Regions from separate parts of the Homo sapiens genome. Here all the other regions are linked to region 2. A link is a loop called in an ENCODE intact Hi-C map of the cell type or tissue named here. Cell type or tissue: mammary epithelial cell. All regions are shown on one strand.

What was found. Peaks named below come from ENCODE experiments on the same cell type or tissue, not always from the same donor. Only the 100,000 strongest peaks of a DNase experiment are listed, where the experiment ranks them.
Region 1: it touches region 2 in a loop (4-fold over the local background); 3 of 110 quality-filtered maps call a loop at or near these places.
Region 3: it touches region 2 in a loop (28-fold over the local background); 23 of 110 quality-filtered maps call a loop at or near these places.

The regions. Positions count from the first base shown.
Region 1 is chr2:23,985,053-23,993,052 of GRCh38, reverse strand. All of the region lies in intron 6 of UBXN2A (UBX domain protein 2A), which reads right to left. Among named protein-coding and RNA genes, the nearest start is that of MFSD2B, 21 kb to the left of the region's middle. In mammary epithelial cell, a CTCF peak has its summit at 4,493 (motif pointing left); no DNase peak of the experiment used is centred here.
Region 2 is chr2:23,819,940-23,827,939 of GRCh38, reverse strand. It overlaps ATAD2B (ATPase family AAA domain containing 2B), which reads left to right. Exons shown (of 28, transcript NM_017552.4): 16 at 4,371-4,682. Among named protein-coding and RNA genes, the nearest start is that of ATAD2B, 100 kb to the left of the region's middle. In mammary epithelial cell, a CTCF peak has its summit at 3,072 (motif pointing left); a DNase peak (open chromatin) is centred at 959; H3K27ac peaks cover 1,156 bases.
Region 3 is chr2:24,161,056-24,169,055 of GRCh38, reverse strand. FAM228B (family with sequence similarity 228 member B) reads right to left here. Exons shown (of 11, transcript NM_001145710.2): 8 at 7,443-7,550; 9 at 4,721-4,858; 10 at 1,373-1,429. The coding sequence ends at 1,387. It overlaps LOC105374328 (a long non-coding RNA gene), which reads left to right. Exons shown (of 4, transcript XR_939833.4): 2 at 999-1,236; 3 at 2,493-2,614; 4 at 3,017-3,056. Among named protein-coding and RNA genes, the nearest start is that of FAM228A, 10 kb to the left of the region's middle. RefSeq lists an enhancer at 4,237-4,296. In mammary epithelial cell, a CTCF peak has its summit at 4,438 (motif pointing right); no DNase peak of the experiment used is centred here.

The DNA.
Region 1 (8,000 bases), 170 kb before region 2:
AGTGAAATGCCTTCAAGAGAGCCAAACACATAGAAAGCACCAGGTAGATGGTAGCTAAAGAAATCCACAAAACAGAAACCTCCTTGCAGAGTAAAACAGGAGGAAAAAACCCCACAAAACCAGAAACTAATACTGTTAGCCTAGATTTAAAAACAAAACTCAACTATTTACAAGAGATAGTTTTAAATACACACACAGATAAATATATACAGATACGTTGAAATTAAAAGTAAGTAGAAAAATATACCAGGCAAATACTAATTAGAAGGAAGCTGTTATGACCATATTAATATCAGGCAGAGTAGATTTAACACAAAAAGCATTACCAAGGATTGAGAGAGACATGTGACAGTGCTAAAAAGGTTGACAGGGTTCAAGATATGCTACCCTAAAATATGGCACCTTGGCATTTGAGGAAACAGCAGAAACAGGTAGATCAGTCTCATTCTCCCCTTGCCCTTCTCCCCTCAAAGCAGACCAAAAAAGAAATTATCTGTCCTTCCTCTGAAGTAGGTCATAAAACCTTCCTTTCCGAGGTATTGTTCGTATACCCAGAGGAAAGGAACAACCTTATCCTTGAAGATGCAGAGATGCCACGAAGAATCTGAACGAACAGGCTAAGCTAAGTTCCCCTTAATTTATTACCATTAGATCATACCCCTTTTGCCCTCCAATCATACTTCTCCACAAACTATCCACTTCCTCATCAAACTTAGGCCAGGAGTTCAAGACCAGCCTGGCCAACATGGCGAAACCCTGTCTCTACTAAAAATACCAAAATTAGGCTGGGCGCGGTGGCTCATGCCTGTAATCCCAGCACTTTGGGAGGCCGAGGCAGGAGGATCATGAGGTCAGGAGATCAAGACCAGCCTGGCCAACATGGTGAAACCCCATCTCTACTAAAAATACAAAAATTAGCTGGGCATGGTGGCACACACCTGTAGTCCCAGCTACTCGGGAGGCTGAGGCAGGAGAATCGCATGAACCAGGGAGGCGGAGGTTGCAGTGAGCTGAGATTGCGCCACTGCATTCCAGCCTGGCGACAGAGCAAGACTCCATCTCAAAAAACAAAACAAAACAAAAAACCCCAAAAATTAGCCAGGCGTGGTGGCAGGTGCCTATAATCCCAGCTACTTGGGAGGCTGAGGGACGAGAATTGCTTGAACCCAGGAGGCAGAGGTTTCAATGAGCCAAGATCATGCCACTGCACTCCAGCCTAGGCAACAGAGTTGAGACTGTCTCAAAAAAACAAAACAAAACAAACAAACAAAAAACAAAAAAGGCCGGGCACTGTGGCTCACGCCTGTAATCCCAGCACTTTGGGAGGCCAAGGTGAGCGGACCACCTGAGATCAGCAGTTCGAGACCAGACTGGCCAACATGGCAAACCCTTTCTCTACTAAAAATACAAAAAAAATTAGCCAGGTGTGGTGATAGGCGCCTGTGATCCCAGTTACTCAGGAGTCTGGGGCAGGGAGAATTGCTTGAACCTGGGAGGCAGAAGTTGCAGTGAGCCGAGATCACACCACTGCACTCCAGCCTAGGCAACAGAGAGAGACTCCATCTCAAAAACAAAACAAAACAAAAAAGACAGAAAAAAATATAATATATATATATGTATATGTGTGTGTGTGTGTGTGTGTGTGTATAAAATAAAATATAAAATCACATGCATTTCTTTTGTTAATCTGTCTTTTGTTAAAGGGGTCTCAGCCATGAATCTAGGCAATGGGCGAAGAAAATCTTTTCTCCCCAACAAAGTCAATTAATCAGAAAAACACAATTTCATCTCTGCTGGACCCAATTATATAACTTTAAAATATATAAAGCAAACATTGACAGAAGTAAATAAGAAATAGACAAATCCATAATCATAGTTGGAGATTTTAGCACAACTTTCTTGGTAACTAATAAAATAAGCAGAAAAAACGGAAGAAAAACACAATTTTTTAATGATTCAGTCCAAAAGCCACCAAGCCATTAGTAGGACAGAACATGGGAGGCATCTATTTCAGAAATGCTGGGAGTTGTGGTGGCCCATATAAGAGCTGTCTAGTGTAGGATGTCAGAGGCCAAGTGGGGTGAGGAAAAATATCCAAGCTGGTGGGTAGGAGAAGAGTAGTCATGGCTTAGTAGCTTTTAAGGACAGTTTTACTTTTTTAAACCTGACATGAATGGAATCATAGTGTATGTGTTCTATAGCTTTATCTCTACATTATGTTTTTGGGACTCATCCATGTTTATGTGTGCAGCCATAGCAAATACTTTTTTTTTTTTTTTGAGATGGAGTCTCACTCTGTCACCCAGGCTGGAGTGCAGTGGTGTGATTTCAGCTCACTGCAACCTCCACCTCCTGGGTTCAAGCCATTCTCCTGCTTCAGCCTCCCAAGTAGCTGGGATTACAGGAGTGGGCCACCACACTCAGCTAATTTTTGTATTTTTTGTGGAGATGGGGTTTCACCATGTTGGCCAGGTTGGTCTTGAACTTCCGACCTCAAGTGATCCGCCCCCCCGCCCCCCCGGCCTCCCAAAGTGCTGGGATTTCAGGCCTGAGCCACCACGCCCAGCTGCAAATATTTTTTGATTACTGTCTTCCATTATAAAAATAATTATTCAGTCTACCTTTATGGGTAACAGTCCAAGTTTACATGGCTGAATCAGTCAGCTATTGCCCAGTAAAAATCACAACAGAGCAGGTTGTCCCAAGCAGAGTAAAAAAGCATTCATATGGAAGAGCAGTTGACTGCAGTGTGTCAGAACCAGACAGTGGTGAGGAGAGCATCTTAGAGGCAGCCCAGAATGTCAGTCTACCAAGCAGAGGAGGTCACTGGCATAGAGTCCTCAAGTCAAGCAGTGTGAGAGGGCATTCCAGTGAAGGGGTGCCCTGGGGTGATGATGTGTCAGAGAGCCTAGCAGGAAGAGGAGGGAATCCATATTGGAATTCAACAAGGAGAGTCAAAGCCCAAGCAGTGTGAGGAAGGCTTACATGTGGGGTAGGAGGCAGCAGTGGAAAAAGGACATTGGTCACATATAGGAAAACTGATTAAATAAATGTGTTAATTATAACTGGAGCCAGGCCTTGCACTGTAGAAGTTAGTTACAAATATGGAAAGGAGAAAATTAGAACAATCCTTATATAGATATTTTTTGAGACAAGGTCTGGTTCTATTGCCCAGGCTGGAATGCAGTGGTGCAATCACAGCTTATTGCAGCCTCAACCTCCCCAGGGTACAGGTGATCCTCCTACTTCAGCCTCCCGAGTATCTGAGACCACAGGTGAGTGCCACCACGTCTGGCAACTTTTTGTGTTTTTTGTAGAGATAGAGTTTCACCATGTTGCCCAGACTGGTTTTGAACTGCTAGGCTCCAGTGATCTGCCCGCCTTGGCCTCCCAAAGTGCTGGGATTACAGGTATGAGCCACCACGCCTGGCCCTACCAGACTGAAAGTGGATGTATCTACGTGGATTCACGGTTTTTGATATATAAAAATATAGAAATAAGGCCGGGTGTGGTGGCTCATGCCTGTAATCCTAGCACTTTGGGAGGCCGAGGCAGGTGGATCGCTTGAGTCCAGGAGTTTGAGACCAGCCTAGGCAACAGGGTGAAACCCCCTCTCTATTAAAAGTATAAAAACTGAGGAGGATCACCTGAGTCTGGGGAGGTGGAGGCTGCAGTGATCTGTAATTATACCACTACACTCCAACCTGGGAGACAGAGTGAGACCCTGTCTCAAAAAAAAAAAAAAAGGAATAAATACAGATATAAACTTAAGTGCATATATATACATACACACACACACACACACATATGTATATGTATAGGTTTTTTGTGTGTGTCTTTGTTGATTTTGGTATCAGGGTAATGCTGGCCTCATAGAATGAGTCTGGAAGTATCCCCTCTTCAATTTTTGAAATAGTTTTCTTTTTGGCGTGTGTGTGTGTGCGTGTGCACACAAACAATTCTTTTCAAACAGAGGGCCTGGAAGCAGTGGTATCCTGATAAGCAATAAGCATATCTAGTACCCAGATCCTGGATTGTCAATACCGCTGTCCACTAAAAAGAACTAGGGATTCCTGGAAAAGCGTAGAATGAACTTGAAAAAAAATTTTGTGCTGAAAACAAGGAAATGTTCAAGAATTATGGGACCATTTCAAAATAACACAGGAATCAGTTTAAAGGACGTCTCACAAACTGTACCTGAGACAATGTGCATATCAAAATAAATAATGATGGTAAGAGTTCATAAACTATTGAATAAAATAGCAAACTATGAGTAGGTATAGACACAAATCAATCAATCAATCAATCTGAGGTCTTGTGAGCAACATAAGTATCCTATTTCAAAGTCCTTCCCACTAAATACAGATTAATTACAAAGGGAAAATGAGTAACTTTACAGTAAAGGACTCTGGTAGACACCACTTTAATCGAGTGTCAAATTTAACATCATCATAATGGGACAAATGTAAATGATGCCACCTGTTGGAATACAATGAGAGGTACAAAGCATTAGTTCTGTCACACCCCTGCCAAAATTAGTGACCTAAATATAATCATGAGGAAGCATCAAACAAAACAAATTGGCTTGTAATATTTTAAAAAGTCAAGGTTATAAAAATCAAAGGAAGACAAGGAACTATTTCAAACTGAGATACGACAACTAAGTGCAATGTGTAATTCTGAATGGCCTTTTGCTATAAAGGAAGGTATTAGATAAAATGGAAAACCCTGAATTAGGGTCTATTAGTCGATACAAGCGTATTAAGGTTAAGTTTCCTGATTTAAATGGCTGTATTGTGGTTATGTGGGAGAAGTTCCTTGTTTACAGATAATCTATACCTAAGTATTTCAAGTGATGGGTCATCAGACTGGCACTAACTCTTGAATGCTTAGGGAGAAAAGTTTTTTCTTTCTTTTTTTTTTTTTTTTTGAGATGGAGCCTCACTCTGTCACCCTGGCTGGACTGCAGTGGCACGATCCCAGCCCACTACAACCTCTGCCTCCCAGGTTCAAGTGATTCTCCTGCCTCAGCCTCCTGAGTAGCTGAGATTACAGACATACGCCACGACGGCCAGCTAATTTTTTGTATTTTTAGTAGAGATGGGGTTTTACCATTTTGGTCAGGCTGGTCTCAAACTCCTGACCTTGTGATCTGCCTGCCTCGGTCTCCTAAAATGCTGGGATTATAGGCGTGAGCCACTGCACCTGGCCAAGAAAAGTTCTTTATATTGTTCTTGAACATTTTCTGTAAGTTTTTTTTGTTTTTTTTTTTTTTGAGATGGAGTCTCGTTCTGTCCCCCAGGCTGGAGTGCAGTGGCGCGATCTCGGCTTAATGCAAGCTCCACCTCCCAGGTTCACGCCATTCTCCTGCCTCAGCCTCCCGAGTAGCTGGGACTACAGGCACTTGCCACCACGCCCGGCTAATTTTTTGTATTTTTAGTAGAGATGGGGTTTCACCGTGCTTGCCAGGATGGTCTCCATCTCCTGACCTCGTAATCTGCTCACCTCGGCCTCCCAAAGTGCTGGGATTACAGGCGTGAGCCACCGTGCCAGGTCCTTTTTCTGTAAGTTTTTGCTGGTTTGAAATTCAGAGTAATTATTTGGAAATAAGCAAAACAATTTAGTCTATTTTAGCAATACATATATACTAGGTAAAGCTATAAATAAAAGCAGCAAATTATCAACACAAATTTAGGACAGTGGTTATTTACCTCTTCCACAGAAGAAGAGACATGATCACAGAAAGACACATAAGGTATACTGATAAGAATCTATGTTTTGAGGTAGGTGGTACATATGTATTTTATTCTTATTCTTTTAACTCTCTCCCTATATTTGTTATTTATCTGTACCACATTTCCTGAAAAAAAATTTTTTTAAAAAAAGAAAAATTACATATGCTATATATGACATGTTTCTATTTTTAATTAAAACAAAACAAACTTTTTTTTTTTCCTTTTGAGACAGGGTCTTGCTCTGTCACCCAGGCTGGGGTACAGTGGTGAGATCATGGCTCATCACAGCCTCAACCTCCGGGGCTCAGGTGATTCTCCCACCTCAGCCTCCTGAATAGTCCCCAGCCTCCCAAATTGCTGGGACTACAAGAATGAGCCACGACACCCAGCCAAAAAAAAGCTTTTAAGAAGGCTGGGCACGGTGGCTCATGCTTGTAATCCCAGCACCTTGGGAGGCCGAGGTGGGTGGATCACCTGAGGTCAGGAGTTTGAGACCAGCCTGGGCAATATGGCAAAACCCCATCTCTACTAAAAATACAAAAATTAGCCAGGCATGGTGGCACGTGCCTGTAATCCCAGCTACTCAGGAGGCTGAGGCAGGAGAATCGCTTGAACCCGGGGGATGAAGGTTGCAGTGAGCTGAGATCGTGCCACTGCACTCCAGCCTGGGTGGCAGAAGACCCCGTCTCAAAAAAAAAAAAAAAGCTTTTAGGAAGAGATAAAAGACTGGAAAAATGCATCAAACTGATACTATTGATTATCTCTGAGTGGTGGAATTCATATTAACTTCAATTTCTTTTAATGTTTTTCTGTATTTTCATTCTTTCACTATAATTGACAGAAGGATATGCATATAATGCTAATGACTAATTTAAAACATTAAAAATAATTCTTTTATAATTATGCATCTACTTAAACAGAAAAATGAATCAAATGATGAGAATGAAAATCCTAAAACAGACTGAAAATACTTCATTATTATTACTATTATTATTATTATTATTTTTTGAGATGGAGTCTTGCTCAATCGCTCAGGCTGGGGTGCAGTGGCGCAATCTCGGCTCACTGCAAGCTCCGCCTTCCGGGTTCACGCCATTCTCCTGCCTCAGCCTCCAGAGTAGCTGGGACTACAGGCGCCCACCACCACGCCCGGCTAATTTTTTTTGTATTTTTAGTAGAGACAGGGTTTCACCGTGTTAGCCAGGATGGTCTCGATCTCCTGACCTCGTGATCCACCCGTCTCGGCCTCCCAAAGTGCTGGGATTACAGGTGTGAGCCACCGTGCCCGGCCAACTTCATTACTGTTATTGTTATGATTATTTTTATTTTTTGAGACAGGGTCTCAATGTCACCCAGGCTTGCAGTGTAATGGTGCAATTCGGCTCACTGCAGTCTCTACCTCCTGGGCTCAAGCAATTCTCCTCCCAAGTAGCTGGGACTACGGATGTGCATCACCATGTTCAGCTAATTTAAAAAAATTTTTTTGTAGACACGAGGTCTCACTATATGGCCCAGGCTGATCTTGAACTCCTGAGCTCAAGTGATCCTCCTGCCTTGGCCCCTCAAAGTGCTGGGATTACAGGCATGGGCCATTGCACCTGGCCTACCTCATTCAATGTTTAAAAATACCCATTATCAGCTGGGCACGGTGGCTCGCGCCACTCTACTCCAGCCTGGGTGACAGAGTGAGACCTTGCCTCAAAAAAAAAAAAAAACTGTCTAGACATAATTATGTTTAGAGAACTATTTATTAAAATGTTTGGCCAGGCTGGTCGAGGTGGCTCACTCCTGTAATCCTAGCACTTTGGGAGGCCAAAGCGGGCAGATCACTTGAGGTCAGAAGTTTGAGACCACCCTGGCCAAACTCCTGGTGAAACCCCGTCTCTACTAAAAATACAAAAATTAGCCGGGCTTGGTGGTGCAAACCTGTAATCCCAGCTACATTGGACGCTGAGGCAGGACAATCACTTGAAGCTGGGAGGCAGAGGTTGCAGTGAGCTGAGATCGTGCCACTACACTCCAGCCTGGGCAACAGAGCGAGACTCCGACTCAAAAAAATAAATAAATAAATAAAATGCTTGGCAGGATGCGATGGCTCATGCCTGTAATCCCAGCACTTTGGCAGGCTAAGGCAGGACGATGAATTCAGTCCAGGAGTTTGAGACCAGTGTGGGCAACACAGTGAGACTCCCTTTCTACAAAACAATTTTTAAAATTAGCTGGCAATAAATAAAAATTAAAAAAAAAAAGTTAGCTGGGCATGGT
Region 2 (8,000 bases):
CACCATCAAATAATTAAAACTTAAATAGAACATTAGTCCATTCAGTTAGCTACATCCAAATTATCCTCTTCATCCACAGGGACCTCCATCTCCGAAGCAGCATCCCTCAGCTTTTGAACCACAAAGACCTCGACATCTTCTGGTGAGGAGAAAACGTAAATCTCTCCAGCACTACTTCAGTTTAAGCTTTGCCTGGTATAAGAGAGCATGCGCCAAACACATTTCATGTAAATTTGGCTTGACCTTTGCAAAGCCTTGTGCTGCTTTATGGGAGAGGGTGGTATTTGGTATAAAATCCAGTCTTTTCCCTTTTTGAAAATAGACCCCTTTTATTTATGATGATATTTTACTAGAGTTCAGATCGGACTGGGAAATCTTTGTAGATTTTTCTGTGAATTTGTCACAGAATGATCCTTAACTGAAATAAGCAGAAGTCAAGTTGTCAAATCATTTTGGAAATTCCCTAAGAGATAGGTACTCTAAATTACTTTCTATTATACTGTCTACCATCTGAAATATTATATACTCTAGTTTAATTCTTCACCCCAAATATTAGAATCTTAGTTTCCTTTTGCATTTCCAAAGACAATACTTCTCATTTTTCCCAGTGATTTTTTTAGCTTTTAGGCAGTTTCTTAAGTTTTAAAATTTTCATGGTATAATTTCTTACAGGACTGATAAATTTCTCTTACCTTTTTTCCCTCCCCTCTGTGGGGTGGTAGTATGTGTGCAGACTCTGCTTATATACCATTTTCTTCCTGGACAGTGACATAAAAATCCATTATAATTAAATGACTTCTGTTTTTTGTTATGACATTCATTCCATCTGAGAAACCGGTTCACATTAAAAAAAAAATCAAATTCAGATCTTCAAACGGGCGTGAAATAGTAATTTTAAATCCATTACAAACTCACTAGTCTGTGTATGCCAAACATGTTTTAACATGAATAGGTTCAGTTCATTGAAATTTATGCCTCATAGAGTATGATGAACAGCTGTGAAGATAGCTGACCTTTTGTTAGAGGTTATGGATTTGGTAACTTTTACCTTGAAATTCCCAAGTTCTTAGAGGTTTTTGCATGCATATTGGGTGTGATTTTTGCATAGTGAAAAACTCAACATACATTGATATCAGGAACATTTGCATAAATAGTAGGAAACTTATGATTAATGAAACACTCAACTCTAATCATATTTTTCTATTCCATTTTCAATGAGAGGGCTAAAACAATGAAAGAGTCTCAATGAAGTGACTTATCTTGTGGGCCTTCATTATGTGTGATGCTGTACTTAAAACTTTATAAAATTTTGTTATGACCTTGTTTCTAGTCTAACCTCTTTAGTAGCTGTATTTTCAGTCTTTTTAGAACAATTTCTAGCTTAATAGCAGTATTCAGGAATGCTCTTTATTTGATAACTAAATGTGTTCACAGAGTATTAGAATTGTAATGGTAGATTTAGTATGGTTATGAAAGGGATGTTTATAATTTCTTTAATATTAACTTTTAACGCCTAAAAGGCTGTAGTATATTTTCAGTATTACTAGAATGATCATATTATTTATTTTCTAAACAAGGACGCTTTGAGAGTGAAAAGATGTGCTATTATGACAGGACAAGAGGCCTAACCAGCACATGTGGTTACCCTAAGTATAACCCATTTAGCCATGGTTATGATGCAATTTTAAAGTTTTAGAAGGAAGTATGTTAAATCAGTAGTTCTCAATTTTGTGTGTATCAGAGTCACTTCTAAAGCTTTCTTGAAATGCACATATGATTTCAAGCCCCCAGAGATTCTGATTCACTGGGTTTATTGTGGGGCTTGGGAATCTGTTTTTTTTTGTTTCAGTTTCAGTGTTTATTCAGATGGATAATCAAGGTGAGAACCACAGATATAAACTGGTAATTCTTACTTATAAGCGAATGTAAAAAAATTTCCTTCTTTATAAGTCTGTTGGTTATAATAATTAATGTGAAAATCTACTTCATTAAATGGGGTCTATTGATCATTTCTTTGTCTGGAATAAATCAATAAATAATACATTGCTGTTATATATGTAATTAACATGTTGTGGCAAACATAAATGTTATGGGTAACATTTACTACCTAAAATGCCTTCTAGTGGCTAATTATTTGTTTTGCCTAATAGTTTCTGAGTTTTAATTTTTTTAAACTTAGGCTTTTGCACTTAAAATAGGACCATATAATATGTTCATTAACTGTGTATATCCTTTTAAAGAAGAAATAGAAACGTGATTGTTTATGTTGTTTGAAGATGGTAGTATATTCCTATTTCCTCGGAAATGGAAGACATAATTCACATTCTATAATCATATACTTAGATTACTTTGTTAACTCTTTATAACTTTGAGCTAGTGTTCTATACATTATTGAATTAATGAAATGGGTATATATGCAAAAGGAAAAGATAATTTTTTTCCAGGTTTCTTTGAGAAATAGAAAATAAAACGAGACACTAGTGGTAAATTTGGTTATCTGAAGAATTATTTGTGAGATAGATCACTGTCATGGAACAATGTTAATGCGTAATCTGCTTATAGTCTTCTGAATTAAGTTCTTCTAGGTCATATTAAGTTTTTCCCTAACTTTGAATAGGTTTTTCTTAGTAATCACCATTTTTAGTTCAGTATTTAAGTGTTCTATAAGGTCATTGTGAGGTATAAAAAGATAAATAGGCCAGGTGTGATGACTCATGCCTGTAATACCAGCACTTTGGGAGGGTGAGGCAGGAGGATTGAGGCTAGGAGTTTGAGACCAGCCTGGACAAAGTGAGACCCCTATCTCTACAAAAAAAAAAAAAAAAAAAAATTAGCCTGATGTGATGGCACACACTGTAGTCTCAGCTACTCAGCAGGCTGAGGCAGAAGGATTTCTTGAGCCCAGGAAGTCAAGGCTGCGGTGAGCCATGATCACCCACTGCACTTCAGCCTGGGCAACAGAGCGATAATGCTGTCTCCCAAAAATAAAATAAAAATAAACCTGGTATTGTTTGTTGAAGCTTAGTTAGGGTCTAATATTCTATAACTATTGGAATGGTTCCCCCTACTGGCATAACTGATAATTGTGGCCAAATGCAAGTTTAATTGCCAACAGGGAAAACAATATGGCTAGTTTGAGCTTTTCTTCCTTTTTGTGACAAGGATGCAACAGAGCATGTGTTTTTGTATGTATTTGTTACTCAGATGAATGAAATGACTTAAAAACAGTGGGGCTTGATCTGTTGTTTGATTGTATCATACATTAAACATGGGTAATAAATAATACCTTATGTTGGTATAACCCTTAGATTATCAGTCATTTTAAACTAAAAAAAGAAAATTAATGTGGAAAATCAGTGGAAATATTTTTAATGTTCTTATTTACTTTAATATATTTGGAACTATCAGATGAATTACAATTTTAAATGATAATTATGGGAGTAACTGAATGTTAATAGTTGGTTGTACTCAGAGTTGGTAGTAGAATAGCTCTGTTTTTGAAGTTTCTGTTTATATACTATTTTATACGTGTTTGGAAGTTAATAATATTAGAGAAAGTCATTTATAAGTGAGTATGATGTCATGAGGACTAACCTAATGATTAGGAATATTGATGAAGGACTGAAATGAAACTATTATTCTTTTAAAACTTTTTTCTAAAGAAAGTTGTACGTTGTAGGCCAGGTGTGGTGGCTCAGGCCTGTAATCCCAGCACTTGAGGGTGCTGAGGCGGGTGGATCACTTGAGCCCAGGAGTTTGAGACCAGCCTAGGCAATGTAGTGAGACCTCATCTCTACAAAAATAAATAAAAGAAAAGAAAAAAATTATACGAGTGTGGTGGCACATGCCCGTAGTCCTAGCTACTCAGAAGGCTGAAGTGGGAGAACCACTTGAGGCTGGGAGGTAGAGGTTGCAGTGAGCCGGATTGTGCCACTGCACTCCAGCCTGGCTGGGCAACAGAGTGAGACCCCTGTCTCTTGTTTATTTTTTGAGACCCTGTCTCTTAAAAAAAAAAAAAAGTTGTACATTGTAATCAGTTAATCACATAATACATGGCTTTTGTTTTAAAGCTCATATCAAGGACATATTTAAGATACATAGCTTGTTTTGTTTTAATATTGTTAGCTTATGTTTTTTTTAATTAAAAATATTCAAAACATTTTTAATCTTAATGTAAGTATTCAGCCCTTTATTCAAAGTTTTGTTTGGTGATTTTAAATGGCTAGTTTTCATTTTGCTGGTAAAATTGCACATAGTTATTGATTTAGTATTGATTATGACTTTAGCTAAAGATGTGTATATTTACAAAACATAGTTGGTGCATGGAATAATGAATGTACCTTTGCTATCCTTCTCCTTTTGTGTATTAGGCTACTGTGGAGCCGATATCAAGGCCCTGTGCACTGAAGCCGCCCTGATTGCACTGCGGAGGCGTTATCCCCAGATCTATGCTAGCAGTCATAAACTGCAGCTGGATGTTTCCTCAATAGTGCTTAGTGCCCAAGATTTTTACCATGCAATGCAGAATATCGTGCCTGCTTCCCAACGTGCTGTGATGTCTTCAGGGCATGCACTATCCCCCATCATAAGACCACTGCTGGAAAGAAGCTTCAACAACATCCTAGCAGTCTTGCAAAAAGTGTTTCCTCATGCTGAAATTAGCCAGAGTGACAAAAAAGAAGGTACTCTAAACTACTTTTTTATATTGTTAAGATGAAACAAATACAGGAATAAATAAATATAGTTTCCTCATAAGATTATTTATGTGTCACTTTTGTAATATATCTGTTTATTCAGTACTATATATTCCAGGCCTGGCATATTGCCTGGCATATGGTAGTTGCCTGGTGAATGTTTTTAAGACAAATGAATGAATGTTCACTTTTGGGACATTCTGATCATCTTAATGTAGGGCTATTACTATCTTTAGAAAGTTGACTGTAATAATAATAATAATAGGTTAACCTTTAAAGCCCCTAAATCATCACTTACTAATCCTTTTTTTTTTTTTTTTTTTTTTTTGAGATGGAGTTTCGCTCTTGTTGCCCAGGCTGGAGTGTAATGGCGCAGTCTTGGCTTACTGCAACCTCCGCCTCCCGGGTACAGCGATTCTCCTGCCTCAGCCTCCTGAGTAGCTGGGATTTCAGGCACCTGCCACCACGCCCGGCTAATTTTTTTGTATTTTTAGTAGAGATAGGGTTTCACCATGTTGGCCAGGCTGGTTTCCAACTTCTGACCTCAGGTGATCTTCCCACCTTGGCCTCCCAAAGTGCTGGGATTACAGGCGTGAGCCACCCCGCCCGGCCTGTTAATCCTCTTAACAGGCTTGCAGGTAAGCACTCTGATTATATAGAGCAGGGGAGTGGGAGATGTAGGCTGGTAATTTATTTTTTTTGAGACAGAGTCTCACTCTGTCACCTAGGTTGGAATGCAGTGGCCTGATCTTGGCTCACTGTAACCTCTGCCTCCCAGGTTCAAGCAGTTCTCCTGCCTCAGCCTCCCAAGTAGCTGGGATTACAGGCGTGTGCCGCCACGCCCAGCTAATTTTTGTATTTGTTTGTTTGTTTAGTAGAGATGGGGTTTCACCATATTGATCAGGCTGGTCTCCAACTCCTGACCTCAGGTGATCCACCCGCCTTGACCTCCCAAAGTGCTGGGATTAGAGATGTGAGTCATCGCGCCCAGCCTGGTAATTTAATTAATATAAGGTCATTCAATAAGTTCTGGGGACTGCCTCAACCCAGGGAGCCTGATGACAGCCCTTGCTCTTACCTATGTTGCTATAATGCTTCTTTGGATTAAACTAATCATTTTGTTGTTATTGGTAGGACACTCTGCAGTGTGCAGTGCTCATAGGAGTGTAAGGTATTGGTAAGGGAGTAAATAAGAACCTCATTTTAGAGGATCTTGAGTTTTGTCAAGCCTCAGATTGTACTTTGCACCTGAGATAAAAACAGAAAACTACCTTTAAAAACATCACTCATGGCTGGGTGCGGTTGCTCACGCCTGTGTAATCCCAGCGTTTTGGGAGGCCAAGGCGGGTGGATCACCTGAGGTCAGGAGTTCAAGACCAGCCTGGCCAACATGGTGAAACCCTGTCTCTTAAAAAATTAAAAACAAAAATAAATAAATAAAATTTAAAACATCACTCATTTACAGGAAAAACATTTAAAAATTACATTGACATTCTAATCAGAGTATAAAGCTCATAAACTTTGAAGGGAAAGTAATGTCTTTTGATTATCTTAATTTCTGCAGTTCCTAGCACCTTGTCTGGAATGCAGTCTGCACCAAATAGAAAATTATTCAGAGAATTATACTAACATTAAAAATATATATAGTAAAAATTATGAATATTGTTCAATGAATTCTTCTGTCATAAATATATTTTTCAGAAACTTTAATTGTTTAGTGACAGACTCACATAAGATACCACATGGAATACCTGATTTCTTAAATTTGGCAGACAGAGGGGAATGAATATTTTACTGAATATCTGTGAGCCAGGCACGATGCCATGATTTGTGTATTTTTTATTTCTGAATTTCATAACTGGAAATGTATTTCATATATATGTTATGTACCAAAACGTCCCAAAAAACTTACGTCACCTTTAGAAAATCATAAAAACCTCATCTTTCCTTTGGAGAGATTATCATAGCTTTTTATCTCCATTTGTGAATTACCATTTTATAGCATTATTATCTATGTTTTCTTATAGCTTTTTTTGTGTGTAAATATAAAGTATGCTTTAGTTCCAGTTGGTAGAACTAGTTGCCATGAACCAGTGGAGAAGAGCAACCAAATTTTATTTGATTATCAATAATTGGTTTTTAGCTATTTAGTCATATTTATTCTGGCTTGTTTTGACCTTTAATATTTTTCTTAGATAAATATTTCCTTGTGTATGAAATTATCACTCAAAAGATACTCAGTTATTTCCCAGATTAAACTATGACTTGTACTAAATATTTAGCTTTTTTTTTGTTTTGAGACGGAGTCTGGCTCTGTCACCAAGGCTGGAGTGCAGTGGCGCAATCTTGGCTCACTGCAAGCTCCGCCTCCTGGGTTCACACCATTCTTCTGCCTCAGCCTCCCGAGTAGCTGGGACTACGAGGCGCCTGCCACCACGCCCGGCTAATTTTTTTGTATTTTTAGTAGAGACAAGAGTTTCACCATGTTAGCCAGGATGGTCTCGATTAAATGTTTAGCTTTTAAAAGCCACTTGAGATCTCTATCTGCTAGCATAATTTAGCATCTCATTTTAGAATGCATCTGTATATTTTTTATTTTGAAAGGATATGATTTCTCTTAATCTTAATTCTCTCTCATATCCCGTACACATGTAGCATTGCTTTTTATTGAATGAATTGTCAGTTTTAATTAGGCATGTTTGAAGTATAGCAACAGCTGTTCATACTTCAGGTGGTAGTCCAGGTAAGGCTTTAAGTGTTGCATTCTCAGTAGAGATTTTAGTTCCAGTTAGTTCCCTGAGTGATAACCTAAGGCCCACAGAGAGAATAATGCTGTATGAATGAGTGTATTTTTAAGATTAGCTTTGACGGAATTTCTGACTCCATCTTAACTACACTAAGACTTCTTTGAAAAGGTGTATCCTCTTTAAAAAATAAGGGTCAGTTTGTTCCTTGTTGCTTTTATAAGAACTGGCCTTGACTCAGCTAACCTACTAATTAAACCAAATATGAAATGGACTGGTTTTGGTCAAAATTAACTCAGAGATTTTTAGTTAAATAGGTGGGATTTTATGAGAGTGCCACATCTTTTCCAGACTTGTTTTTTTTTTTTAAGCCAGTCAGTGAGTTCTTCCAAATTATATCTCATAACACTTAAGTAAATAGTCTGTAAAGGTGAAAGTGTTATATTAATTTTGTTTATAAGTTATTTTAAAAGCTGCAGTTTGTCAGTTTGCCTGTATTATTTGATAGATAACTTATTAATGTCATTTGATTTTTTAACCCAATTTTTCTTAGCTTTGGTAG
Region 3 (8,000 bases), 340 kb before region 2:
GTTTGGAGTACTAATTTCCACTTGGATTGTTGTGATTTAGAAAATACTAGGTTCCTTTCTTCCCTTTTCTCTTCAAACCTCTAAATTCTCTATTCTGTGCCTCGCGATCAGCTGATGATCTCACTTGAGAAAATGAGTAAACAGAAGGAAACAATCTTCCTTTGCAAAATCCACTGAGCTAGTTTGACCTATATCCATGTACTCAGCCTTCCCTCTTCATACAATGGATAGAGTGTCCTGTCCACCTGAGTCCAGGGTGCTGCCTCCTCACCTGTGGAAGGACTCTGCCCTTCTATTATACCCCCTCTCTCTCCAGCATCATCAAATCTCCCTCTCTATGGGAGCATTCCCATCAGGAAACATACATGTTATAATATCAATATCGCTGATAAAAATATTCCCTTACCTTACCTTCTCCAGCCACTTTATAGCAAAACCCCACAAAAGCATTGCTTATTCTGTCTCCACTTCCTCACCCCAATTCTCTCCTGAACCCACTCTAATCAGCTTTCATTTCAGCTGCTCCACTTAACCTCTCTGATGAAAATCAGCAGTTAGGCCTATATCTCCCCAGTCCTCATTTTACCTCCCTCTCAGCAGCATTGCCACATGGCTGGGCATGCCCTCTTTTCTGAAACCCTTTCTCTACTGGGCCTCTGCAGCAGCACATACTTCTGCTTTGCTTCCTTCCATACCAACCTCTCGCTCCATGAATGTTCCTTCACCAGCTCTGCCTCCTTGCCCCAACCTCTAAATCTTGGCGTTCCGCAGGACTAACCCTCGGCCTTCTTCTCTTTGACACTCACCCCCAGGTGATTGCATGATTTCACATAGCATCTATATGAGGATGACTCTCAAAAACCTGTCTCCACCCCCAGTCTCCCCTGAACTCCAGACCGGTACATCCACCTGCCTACTGTATATCTCCTCTTGGGTATAGGATGAGCATCTACAAAGATACTGAAATGGATCTAATTTTAGTCTCAGTATCTCTTTAGGTGATAGAGGCTATGTTCCTAAGTGAAGAATGAAGTAGTGGCAGTTCCATCAGATGCTTAGAGCCAGAGACAGTCCTAAGCAAACACCTGGAAAAGAAATCCGGTGAGAAATTCCAAGCAATAGGAATTTTCTCTGAAGATCACTTGGAAGTGCCCCATGAGAAAAACCACTAGCTTCAAACCCCTGCCAAGCCCAGAGAATGCCTTACACTGAAATAGATCATCATAAAATTAATAGGTAAGAACTTTCCTACCCACCCATTATTTCTCTTTCCTCCCTCCCACTGTGGACTCTGAAGATATCAGAAATCACAGTGGCAAGAAACAGGGGTAAGGAATAGGAGAGTAAGAAGGGAAAGAGAGAAGACATCTACCTCCCTCTTCTTTCTTATAGCTCCAGCTTCAGCAGCCCCAAACGCGGGGAGGGAGACCTTAAATGAAGATTGAAGCTTTGGTCATTATGTTATACGAGACTGGCCATATTAGTTACTGAACAGACTGTCTTCATAACCAGAGGCTGTTTATTATCTGAGAATGCCCAGGGCAGGAGAAGAACCAACCCCAACAGAACAGGTTTAAATGGACAGTGAGGGGAAGAGTTCATTTGCTCTAAAATCACACCCTACAAATCCTCCTCCGGTATTATAATGATTGCAATGGAATCAGCCCCAAACACGGTTATTCCTCACTTCTGCACTTCTCTCCCTGCAAACCTGCTTTCCCCCTAGACCTCCCTAGGTCAGTGACTAGAACCACAATCCACCCAGGCCCCTCCGCACTGATTTCTCGCTTTCACCCACTTCCACGCTAACAAGGGAGCTCTGCCAGCTCCTCTCCACCCACGCTGGAGCCTGGAGCCCTCGCTCTCACCTGGCCTGGAACCCTCAACTGCCTTGACGGCCCTGCCTCGGCTCCAGCATCAGCAGTTGCTTATGCGGCAGCCATGTTCTTTGTACAATGCTGATTAGATATGATTTCCCCCCTACTCCAGACCTCCGCACAGCTTCCCCTCACACTTTGAATTTTATTCTAACTCCCTTTCCCGGCCTGTAACCCCAACCTGCCTGGCTCCTGCCTCTGCTCCAGCCTCACCTCCCGCCCTCTCTCAGCACTCACTATCTTCAGCCTCCCCACTTTTTCTTGCTGTTTCCTGAACACACCAGCCTCACTCCCATCTCAGGCTTTTGCCTGGGCCCATCCATCTGCGCAACACTCTTTCCCCAGATCTCTCCACGCCTCACTCCCTGGGTTCCTCAGCCTGCTGCACAAACGTCATCTCAGAGGAGAAGCCTCCTCTGACTTCTCCACCTAAAACAGTCCTCTTCATTCGTCCCCCACTCTCCCACCCCACCCCCTCTACCTGCTTTGTTTTCCTTATTACTAACTCACGTGATGTTATGTGTTTATTTGGTTGACTACTGTCTATTTCCCCATCAAAATGTAAGCTCCAGGAAATCGGAGCCGTCTCTGTTTTGTTTCCCACTGTGTCTCCAGCCCCTCAAACACTGCCTGGCTCAGAGTTGGCGCTTGTTAAAATTTTGAGGAAGCAAGCAAGCAAGCACATGGGAGGATACCAAAACATGGCAGTAAAAGGAGCTAAACACACAAAAGAAAAGGTTAGTAAATTTTCATGAATGAGTAAAAAAAGTAGCACCCCTGTCCTTTAAGGGTAGGAGTGGGGAAATGGAGAGACAGTCAGAAAGGAAGATGGCAAGATTGAAGGATACTCAGAAGACAGGCCATTCACGTGCTGATTTCTAACTGGGAGTGGGGAGGAAGGCCATGACTTCTCGAATACACTCCTAAGAGGCTGACTCTGGACAAGAGAACTGGAGGGAGAAGCTCCACCTAGACCCAGAAATGGTAGGCTGGGCTATCTCAGTCAAATGGCCACCAAGTTTAACCATCATTACCTTAGGATGAGAAATCTATGTTCTGTAAACACCTATATCTATCTATCTATCTATATATATGTGAATACATACATATATATATATATATATTTTTTTTTTTTTTAGACAGAGTTCTGCTCTTGTTGCCCAAGCTGGAGTGCAGTGGCGTGATCTCAGCTCACCGCAACCTCCGCCTTCCAGATTCAAGCGATTCTCCTGCCTCAGCCTCCTGAGTAGCTGGAATTACAGGACTCCATCACCATGCCCGGCTAACTTTGTATTTTTCAGTAGAGACGGGGTTTCTCCATGTTGATCAGGCTGGTCTCAAACTCCCAGCCTCAGGTGATCTGCCCACCTCGGCCTCCCAAAGTGCTGGGATTATAGGCATGAGCCACCGCACATGGCCCAACACCTAATATTTCTATAAACTTTCCATTTTAAATGTTGGGGCTTTTTTCTTCATTTATTGCACATGCTGGGAGAGGAAGGAGTCAAGCACCAGGATATAAAATTGTGCTCTTCCATGGTCATTCAGACAGAATCAAGAATCCAGGTTCTAAATGTCTTTAAGTTCAGAATCCAGATCAGGGTCAGAAGAGGTTGACAGCTGCTGCTAGGGGCTGGGGGCTGCAGAGACAACAGCAGACAACAGGCATGCAGCTGACCGTGGAGGGCTCCCATCTGGGACCTGAGGATCCTTGGAGATCACGTAGGGGACTGACAGCAGAGCCTCAGAGCAGACAGGGGCTGGTACTAGGAGTTGGAGGGATGATCACATCTGCACAGAGAGGACCTGAAAAGGCATTGTCCTTTTATATGTATCCCAGAATACTGTGTAGGGCCTCTCTGTAAGGATAGGGCCAGGGTTGCTCCTTGGCCTTGAGTTGGCCTCATGAGGAGTCCAGTACAAGCCCTGCAAACTTGTCAGCTGGAGACATCGGTGCCAGCTCTTCTTTATGCCCCGCTGCTTGAGACACTGGGCAATTCCTCTAAATAATTCATGATTCTTCTTCTCAACTCTTCAAATGCAAGAAATTCCCATTCTTTTAGGAAACTCTGGATCTCCTGGTTACTCCAGGTTTTAATTAACTGGTCTGGGCATTTTTCTGGTTCCTCAGTTTCATTTTCCTCCTTTACTTCCAAGCATTTCTAATAATTTCAGTCTGAAGTCTCACCTTCTCCTTTCTTATTCCTGAGTTTTTTCCCGGGATCCTTTCCACCAGTCACAGGGCCTACTCCAGGGTCCACAGAGAACAAGCCCTCACTCAGCCCTAATGCAATCCAGGAGTCACAAGGTGCCGAGTGAGGAAGCGTGGGTGCTCCTCTCTGCTGCTGGCAATCTCTCAATATGGGGGCTTTCACTTCCTAAATTTTACTACTTGAATTTAGTATTGGTCCTTTTGAAAATTTTCTACCTATCTTGACTGCCTTAAGGTTAACAAAATGTGGGGCCTGGCTTGGCTATGCTAAGTGGTAAATGGTAGAGACAGGGTGGAGATGGCGGACTGAGAGAGGGGCTGGGGAAATCCTGGACAGCGTGGCCCACCCACCAGGGGGCACCCTCATCGTGTGGCTCCACCAGGGGGCACCCTCATCGTGTGGCTCCACCAGGGGGCACCCTCATCGTGTGACTCCACCAGGGGGCCAGGGCAGCCCTCTCCATTCCCTCTGAATAAAGGGCACCTGCCCCTCAGCTGCTTCTAACCTATTCCCCACTGCCTCCTCTCTTCCTGGAAGCCTGCCATACAAAGAAAGTTCCCAGGTGCTCAGATTTTGGTATCAGCGATTGCCACCTTATGTATGATGAAATGGGACAGCCCCAGCTCTTACCCATCCTGGTCTTCCTCCCGTTCCTGGCTGAGGCTCAAGGAAGAAAAATACCCTTCAGAGATGGCCTCTTTGGCACTTGGATTATTTCCCTCCTGATAGCACAGCGGTTCTCTTTCTAGAAAGGATGACCCTTTGTTTCTGCAGGAAGGAACCAGAAAGGAAGGGATTCTCTTAACTCTCAACTCAACTGTAGCACTTAATATTTTTATTTAAATTTGAAGTTGATGAGTTCTATGTGAATTTGTGTATTTTTATGAAAATAAACGTATTTACTTTTTTTGTGTGAAAATAAACCCAAATAAATAGTATTGCCTTGCTCTAGTCATAGTTTCAGCTGTAATCTCTGTGCTGCTTAATCAAACAGCTTTGGGTCCTTTGGAGTGAATGATCCCTCATAGAGTTGTCCAGTTTGCCCTCCCTGAGAAGGTCTAACTCTGCCAAGGACAAATATGCCTTCTCCACCCCTGCTGCCAGAATTGGGATGCTTCCCTTATTCATGGAAGAGAATCCAGTCTTCCTCTTTCTTCTAGAGTGAGCCTAGACTTAAGCCTCTAGTCTAAAATACAGGAACCCACTACTCCAGAAATGCAATATCCTCCTTCACACGTGGGTCTCGCTTTGCTAGAAGATGTATTTGAGAACAAAATCTCTCCTTTTATATCATTTATCAAAATTAAATAGAATTAAGATGCTGATTATTGTAAAATCTTACCCAAACAGGTCTATTTGAGACTCTGGTAATTAGGGATTGCAGAAGAACTTACTCCTTTGGACCCTAATATGCAAGAGTGAGTCTCAATTCTCTTTTCAATCAATCATTTTGTCTTTTAAGGCCTTCAGCTACCAAGGGAATAGGGCTTAGTTTGGACACTTCCTTTTTCCCCTCACTTGTGGCTCCTATTCAAGAAACAACCCAGCAAATGGTTAAACCACACCTCAAGGACAATGAGCCCATGTTGGCCAACGCCCTCCCCAGCTGTCATCTGTTTCTACGGTACATCACTAAGGTCCTCAGGAGACAATTAGTTGTTCTCTCTGCTGGTCATACCAGCATCTCTAAAAGCCCTCCAGCTTCTGCCACACTGTATTTATTCAACAAATTCTGAACCTGTTCAGGAAAAGGAAACTACTGCAGCTTACTTCGGGCACTTTTTAGGAACAGAGAATTGTAAGCCGATCTCCTAGAAAGTCATAAAAGCTCACTTTTCTTGCACCTTGCTAGGTTCCTTTTTTATTATTATTATGAACAATTTTAATAAGGTGTAATTTATATGACATAAAATTCACCCATTTTAAGTGTACAAGTCAATGGTTTTTAGTATATTTACAGAGTTGTGCAACCACCACGACAATCTTATTTTAGAACATTTTCATTAACCCCAAGGCTCCATGCTCATTAAGTCACTCTCCACTCCCATCCCCAGCCCTAAGCAACTACTATCTACCTTCTGTCTTTACAGATTTGCCTTTTCTGAACATTTTGTATAAAAAAACATACTATATGTAGCTTTTTGTTATTGGCTTCCTTCACTGAGTACAATGGTTTTGAAGTTTGTCTATGTTGCAGCATGTATCAGTATTTTTTTCCTTTTAATTGCCAAGTAATATTCCATTGTATGGATATACCACATCTTGTTTATCCATTCATCAGCTGATAGACATTTGGGTTGTTTCCACTTTTTTGGCTGTTGTGAATAATGCTGCTATGAACATCCATATCCTAGCCTTTATGTGGATATGTTTTCATTACTCCTGAGTAGAAACCTAGGAGCGGAATTTCTGGGTCACATAATAATTTAATGTTTAACATCTTGAGAAACTGCCAAGCTGCCTTCCAAAGTTGCTGCACCATTTTACATTCCCTCCAGCAATATCTGAGGGGCAGCACGACTTTTAACCAGATAGTCACAAGATACATAATTATGTAGAGAAATCTCTTAATTCTAAAACTAGTTAGCTGAGATGATTCCCCACATTATATACATAGTATTTGATAGTATGTACCATTCTCTGTTTACAACAACATCTTTCACTCTAGGTACAACATTGTAACAGCTACTACCCACCCAAACCAGTCCCAAACTCCATTTATACTACTCCAATTCAATTTTAAATCTCCTAACCTTTTAGCTTTAGTACAAGTTGTTAACAATTTTTTTTCCATTTCTGTGTTTGTTATTTCTGTATTAGCTACTTGTTTTGTTGTTGCTGTTTGGTTTTTTTGTTTGTTTGTTTTTGAGACAGAGTCTTGCTCTGTCGCCCAAGCTGGAGTGCAGTGGCACAATCTTGGCTCACTACAACTTCTGCCTCCCGGGTTCAAACAATTCTCCTGCCTCAGCCTTCCAGATAGCTGGGATTATAGTTGCCCACCACCACGCCTGGCTAATTTTTATATTTTTAGTAGAGACAGGGTTTCACCATGTTGACCAGGCTGGTCTCAAACTCCTGACCTCAGGTGATCTGCCCGCCTCGGCCTCCCAAAGTGCTGGGATTACAGGCGGGAGCCACCGCACCCAGCCTACTTGTTCTTTAAGACCAGAAAAGCCTGGGAAGTGTTGCCACCTCACCAGACACAGTGGTAGGAGATGCCCGGTGTCCTGCCACAATGGAGCTTTGTGTGTGCCTCAGCACCGTCTCAGCAACATGAAAGGATGGCAGGGGATGGCAGCACAGCCTAGCATCTTAGCAAAAGAAGAGCAAAGCTATGGAAGAACAGACTTACTTGTAAATAACTGTTTTTTCTTCTTCCTGGGATTCCAAAAGATAAGGAGCTCTTGCCAAAGGTTTCAAATCAAAACTACAGTCATTAAAATTCACTTTCACCTTTAACCTTTAACAAGATAACAAGTGTGAGAAGGTTTTTTTGTTCTTTTTTATTGTTGTTTTTTGAGACAAGATCTCTGTTGCTCAGGCTGTGGTGCAGTGGTGCAATCACAGCTCACTGCAGCCTCAACCTCCTGGGTTCAAGGGATCTCTCCCACTTCAGCCACCCTCCGAAGCAGCTAGGACTACAGGCATGCACCACCATGCCAAGGGATTTATTTTTATTTTTTGTAGAGATGGGGTCTCAACATGTTGCCCAGGCTGGTCTCAAACTCCTGGCCTCAAGTGATCTTCCTGCCTCGGCCTCCTAAAGTGCTGAGATGATAGGCATGAGCCTCCACGCCTGGCGGTATGAGAATGTTTTGAAAGCAATACTAGCTTACATTTATATAGGAAATATTATTATACACTGACTGCTAAATATAGAGACAAAAACATCATTATTCCAACTGGTATA